Linked DNA regions of Homo sapiens: region 2 is linked to region 1. A link is an interaction called in ENCODE POLR2A ChIA-PET data of the cell type or tissue named here. Cell type or tissue: PC-9. All regions are shown on one strand. Each heading gives the region's core, and the rest is flanking DNA. Links, peaks and the distances in the headings are about the cores only.

What was found. ChIA-PET counts read pairs that join two places held together with the same protein. Peaks named below come from ENCODE experiments on the same cell type or tissue, not always from the same donor. Only the 100,000 strongest peaks of a DNase experiment are listed, where the experiment ranks them.
Region 2: POLR2A ChIA-PET joins it to region 1 with 10 read pairs; 19 of 35 experiments call an interaction of 5 or more read pairs at or near these places.

What each region holds. Positions count from the first base shown.
Region 1 is chr2:47,163,627-47,166,430 of GRCh38, forward strand. All of the region lies in intron 2 of CALM2 (calmodulin 2), which reads right to left. Among named protein-coding and RNA genes, the nearest start is that of STPG4, 9.7 kb to the left of the region's middle. In PC-9, for the core only: no CTCF peak of the experiment used is centred there; no DNase peak of the experiment used is centred there; H3K27ac peaks cover 643 bases.
Region 2 is chr2:47,237,082-47,239,885 of GRCh38, forward strand. The region is part of intron 3 of EPCAM-DT (EPCAM divergent transcript); the gene reads right to left. LOC124907763 (a long non-coding RNA gene) reads left to right here. Exons shown (of 2, transcript XR_007086311.1): 2 at 1,652-2,804. Among named protein-coding and RNA genes, the nearest start is that of CALM2, 62 kb to the left of the region's middle. RefSeq lists an enhancer at 1,582-2,336. In PC-9, for the core only: no CTCF peak of the experiment used is centred there; a DNase peak (open chromatin) is centred at 1,190.

The DNA of each region.
Region 1 (2,804 bases), core at 232-2,731:
TCTCCACGTTGGTCAGGCTGGCCTCGAACTCCCAACCTCAGGTGATCCGCCTGTCTCTGCCTCCCAAAGTGCTGGGATTACAGGGCATGAGCCACTGTGCCCGGCTATATGTTCCTTCTAATACATCACTAGATTACATGGAAACCTCCTGCTGGTGCAACACTCCAGACTACCTGGCTTCATTCACCATTTACAGATAAACTAAAACAAGCCAGGTGCAGTGGCTCACACCTGTAATCCTAGCACTTTGGGAGGCCAAGGTGGGCAGACTGCCTGAGCTCAGGGTGAGTTCCAGACCAGCCTGAACAACAGGGTGAAACCCCGTCTCAGGCCGGGCGCGGTGGCTCAAGCCTGTAATCCCAGCACTTTGGGAGGCTGAGGCGGGTGGATCATGAGGTCAGGAGATCGAGACCATCCTGGCTAACACGGTGAAACCCCATCTCTACTAAAAATACAAAAAAATTAGCCGGGCGTGGTGGCGGGCGCCTATAGTCCCAGCTACTCGGGAGGCTGAGGCAGGAGAATGGCGTGAACCTGGGAGGCAGAGCTTGCAGTGAGCTGATATTGCGCCACTGCACTCCAGCCTGGGCGACAGAGCGAGACTCCGTCTCAAAAAAAAAAAAAAAGAAGAAAAAGAAAAGAAACCCCGTCTCTACTAAAACACACACACACACAAGCTGGGTGTGGCGGCGTGTGCCTGTAGTCCCCCGTCTCTACTAAAACACACACACACACACACACACACACACACACACACACACGCTGGGTGTGGCAGCGTGGGCCTGTAGTCCCCCGTCTCTATTAAAACACAAACACACACACAAGCTGGGTGTGGCGGCGTGCGCCTGTAGTCCCAGCTACTGGGGAGGCTGCAGCAGCAGAACTGCTTGAACCCGAGAGGCGGAGGTTGCAGTGAGCCGAGATCACACCACTGCACTCCAGCTTGGGCAACAGAGTGAGACTTGTCTCAAAAAAAAAAAAAGAAAGAAAGAAACTAAAACAGACTAACTTTGATACTGCAAAGTTATACCAATCAGTAAATAATAAAGCTAGTATTTTCCAAGTAAGTCATTTCCCAGAAAATATTAGACCCTATCAGCAAATGAATACAAAAAGTTTCCAAGTTCATTGGGCCATTAAGCTTTCCCAACATAGCCATACATTTGAAAATTTATGTGACACATGTGTAAGAAATGGTGTACCTTCTTTACGGTCCAAGGCCAATTTATTCCCTGCCTGCTTATCCCTAACTCCAATTCGCGTACACCTTCCAGTTTCATTCCGTATTACCTCTTCCCTGGACTCAACTATTCTTCCACTAATTTGCCCATTACCACATAAATATCTTCACATCGCTTAGCCTAAAACTAAATTGAAACCTTAGTTATATTTTAAATGCTTGCCCTTATCCCTCCCCAAATTTTGGAAGGCACTACTACTCATACCAATTTCCTCTCTCCAAACAATCCACTATTTTAAAATGACATCCAGCTCCAACTCATCACCTGAAAATGCTGAGTTTACCAATGACTACTAGTCAGTCACCCAATCCATCAAGCATGCTTCAATGTGAAGCCATATGGCATAGAAACTAAAATGAGACTTTGTAACTTGACTACTGGGTTAGAATTTCCTAGCTCTGTTTCTTCTTCTGGCAATGCAATATGGACAAGCTACTAAACCTTTTCTGCCTCAGCTTCCTCATTTCTGTGAAATGACATAAATGTGCCCAGTAAGTGGGGTGACACAGTATACCATGCCCACAAGGGGTATTCACCTGGTCACCCCCCATAAAAAAATTAGTATGTGTCAAACACTTAGAACTATGTCCAACAAATACATACTTAATAAATGTCAAGATAAAGACTATCTCATTTTTTTGCAGCATCCAAAACTGCATGGAAAAACTCTCAAAATTTTTCTTGGCCTTCGTAACAGTACTTTGATTTTCCTCCTACCATATACTGCCAAAGGCTCTTACTCCTGTCTCTTATGTCTAGATGTGACCAATTTTATCCTTTTTTTCCACTCCTTGGCCACTTCATCTATACCCACTTACAACGAAGATATCTTTAGTCTACCCATCTCGCTCAATAAATGTCTTTATTTCTGGCTGTCTACAGGATATAGCTCCCCTGGCTGATGACAAGCAAAACATATGAAAATGAATTCTATACTCCCAGGCAACCCTAAAGGTACTAGCAAAAGCCCAAGAGCCACTTTTAACTCTTTCAGTCTGAAATCTGTCAACAGGTCTCGAATTCTATCATTTAAATACTGCCTGATTTTTCCTCCATCTCTACAACCAGTATTTTGGTTCAAGGCTCCATCGTCCTTTGCCAGGGCTATTACAATTGCCTCCTAACTGCATTCTTTCTTATTTAAATATTACTGGTTTATAGAGGAACTCATCTAATACCAATCAGAAGGTTCATACCACACTAATTGATTTTATGAAGATAGTATACAGTGCTAACCTAGATCAACCTAATGACAAAAATAGATCAGGGAGTCTCCACCTACAAATAGCACAATTGATAAAGACATTTCAATTTTACTGTTTTTAAACAGAATGTAGAAATATCTAGAAATACATATATTGGAGTTCAGACACATTGCACCTTTCACCTAATTTAGGTTACAAGAAAATTAAAGGACTTTGAGGTATTTGTTTATATTACATTCTCTGCTATGGGTATCTTTTAACACCACCATTAGGTGCATAAATTCCCAATGTTTAATTAGCAGTAATCACCTTTCTATTACATGATTTAACAAAAAGCTAAATACTGGAAGATGCATAG
Region 2 (2,804 bases), core at 153-2,652, 73 kb after region 1:
TCCCCATCAGTGGCTAGATTGCTGTTTGTCCTGAGAATGAAGTAGGAGTAGGTCGGGTGCTGGCAAGGTGGTTTCTCATGCCCCAGCCTCTGGACCATGGGAGCTGGAGAAACAAAAAGGGCTGAGGCAGAGACCTAGAAAGTCCAAGTACTCCCCTCCTCAAAAATGAGCTGGGGCCGGGAACAGTGGCCCACGCCTATAATCCCAGCATGTTGGGAGGCCGGCACAAGAGAATTGCTTGAGCCCAGGAGTTCGAGACCAGCATGGGCAACAAAATGAGACCTTGTCTGTATTAAAAAAAAAAAAAATGAGCCAAACATCAGGACTGGAGCAAATGGGCTGGAGCCTACAGGGGATGGCAAGCAGGTCAGTCCTGGAAGGACACTTGGGAAACGTGGCAGGGAAATGCTAGGCTAGGATTGCAGCAAGAGCCCAGCTTCTTCATGACTGCACCAACCTGGAGGTAGGAGGGAGAGGGGGCTGATGAGGACAGGCCCTGGTTGGGCTGTAGTGCAGAGGCTGCGCTGGGACCTAAGCCAAAGGCAACACACGCTCCCGAAGTTCAGAGAAAGAGGCAATTTGTGTTGGGCTGGTTATCAGCGCCTTCCATCCCTCCAAAAAACCCGTGCTGGGCCTGGTCTTATTGCAGTAGTTCTCTCTTGCTTCCGCCAGGGAGTCATGGAAACAATTTGGGGTGATAGCGAATAACTTTGTGACCACCTCATTCACTTAGAGAACCTCCTTCCACTTTTCCATCCTCCTTTGGGCATTTCTTATACCCTAGCCTAGAAGTGACAAGAAAGGAGAGTGTTTTTCTGATTTTACAGAGCAGAGCATCACTCCTAGCCAAAGCTCAAGATGAGACAGAACTTGAGGCCACGTGTTTTAAAGAGTGCAAATTCATCCTCACAAATTTTTCAGATTCCATCTAAAGCATCCTTAGGCTGAATAATGAAGAATTCAGTTCTCGTCCCCACCCCCTCTCTCTGCCTTTCTCCACACACACATACCCTCCCCCGCACCCATTTCAGAATCTTTTCTTTTTCTGCTGCAGTCTCCTCCTCCTCCTCCCTCACCTCCCTTCTCAGCAGGAGCACACCAGGACAAGAAAATGCTACTACAGGAGCCTCCCAGCCACAAGAACTGGTTTCTCAGAATGAGTAGTTAATGTAGACCTGGCCACAAAGTCATTGCCACGCTGAGCACATTTCTGTCTCACCATGTCTAATGTAACTCAAGAAATAATGCAATTGCCTCTAGTGGACTTCACCCAAACTGTGCCCTGGGTTGCCCTGGGGAGCTGGTTCTGCTGCTTCAGACTAACTCATTTCTTGTGGCAGGAGGCCGCTGATATGGTCAGTTCCCAGGGATCAGCTGCTTGAGGTGGGGGTTGGGGTCGGGGGAGGGGGGGCAGTCAGAGGGTGTTGGAAAGGGCACCTATAAAACGTGGATTCATAAATGGGCTGCAGAGAGACTGGAAAGACTCTGAAACTGAATGCACAAATTTGTATGTGCATTTTTACTGGGGATGAGGATCAATTTTTTTTGTCTGATTCTCAAAGAAGTCAGAGACCCTCAAAATGGTTACTCATTTTGTGTAGTAGGTAAAACAAGAAATTAAAATGTTTCTCTTTTCATTTTTGCTCCCCAGTGACTTTGAGTTTTATGCAATTTCTTGTATAAAAGGAGAGCCTGAGTCCATGGAAGTTGGGATTGAACATCCTGAATATGCAGTTCCTTGGAGAGCCACCAAGAAAAGACCTAAGCAAGAGACATGATGTCACCTTCGGGGAGGAGGCTCTTCAAGCTGTTTGGCATGAGAAGAGGAGGAATGAGGAGGATCACTGGCCTTGAACCCCCAAAGAGAGGCTAGAGCACCTTTCTAGGACCCAGTCCAGGGTTTGTCTTGAACATCCAGCTCCAAAAGAGATGCTGTGCAGATTCAAGCTGCCAAGTCCTGAAGGACCTGAGGGAAAACCCAACCCCAAGCAGCCCAGATGGTATCTGAGTATCCTGTGCCCTACCCACGAAGATCAGGAGCCTAAAGGCTAGAGCTCACTGCAGAACCAGACCAAAGACAGTTTAAGGGCCATTGAGCCAAGCCTTCCTGACCTCCCATGGAGAGGGGAAGAGAGAACAGGACCTCCACTTATCCACCTACCCGCTGCTGAGTCCCTTTAGCCCTTGGCATGGTAATTAACGGTCAGGAAGTTATGCATCAGCCTCAGCAAGCTAACATGGCAGGAGATCCCTCCTGACAGCAGAGCTAATAAGAAATTTGCTAATGCAATTTATCACTTTAAAAAGCCATATGTCGGTGGGGATGAGCACTTCTCTGCAGCAGCTAGTGTAATTGTCAGAACAGAGCAGCGAGCAGCTCTGAGAAGGGGGTGAGGATGATGTCTTCACTAAATCAGTGGTGCAATGCAGCAGGCGAGGGGGCTGGGAGGAGGGGTGTGGTGCTGGGTGGAGGGCTCCCAGCTCTCAAACTCCCAGGAAGCCAGTGCTGCAGACCTGTTCTGGGGCCCCATTAAAAACCAGATTCCCTGAACTCCAGCCCCTGCTGCCTTTGAGCTGCATGAACCTGCGCTTTGGTTCCTGCCACAGTGTTAAAAAAGAAGCGACTCTGTCTGCAGTAATGGCTGATCTAAGTCTCAGCCATTGAGTGTCAACACACAGGACCCCACTCCAGCTCCTCCTGGGGGCAGGGCTGATGCCATGTGCACATTTGGTCTTTCTCTCCCAGACCCCTGCGATAACTTCATCCAGGACAAGGGCCACTGGTCCTTAGTCAGAGGCAGGGA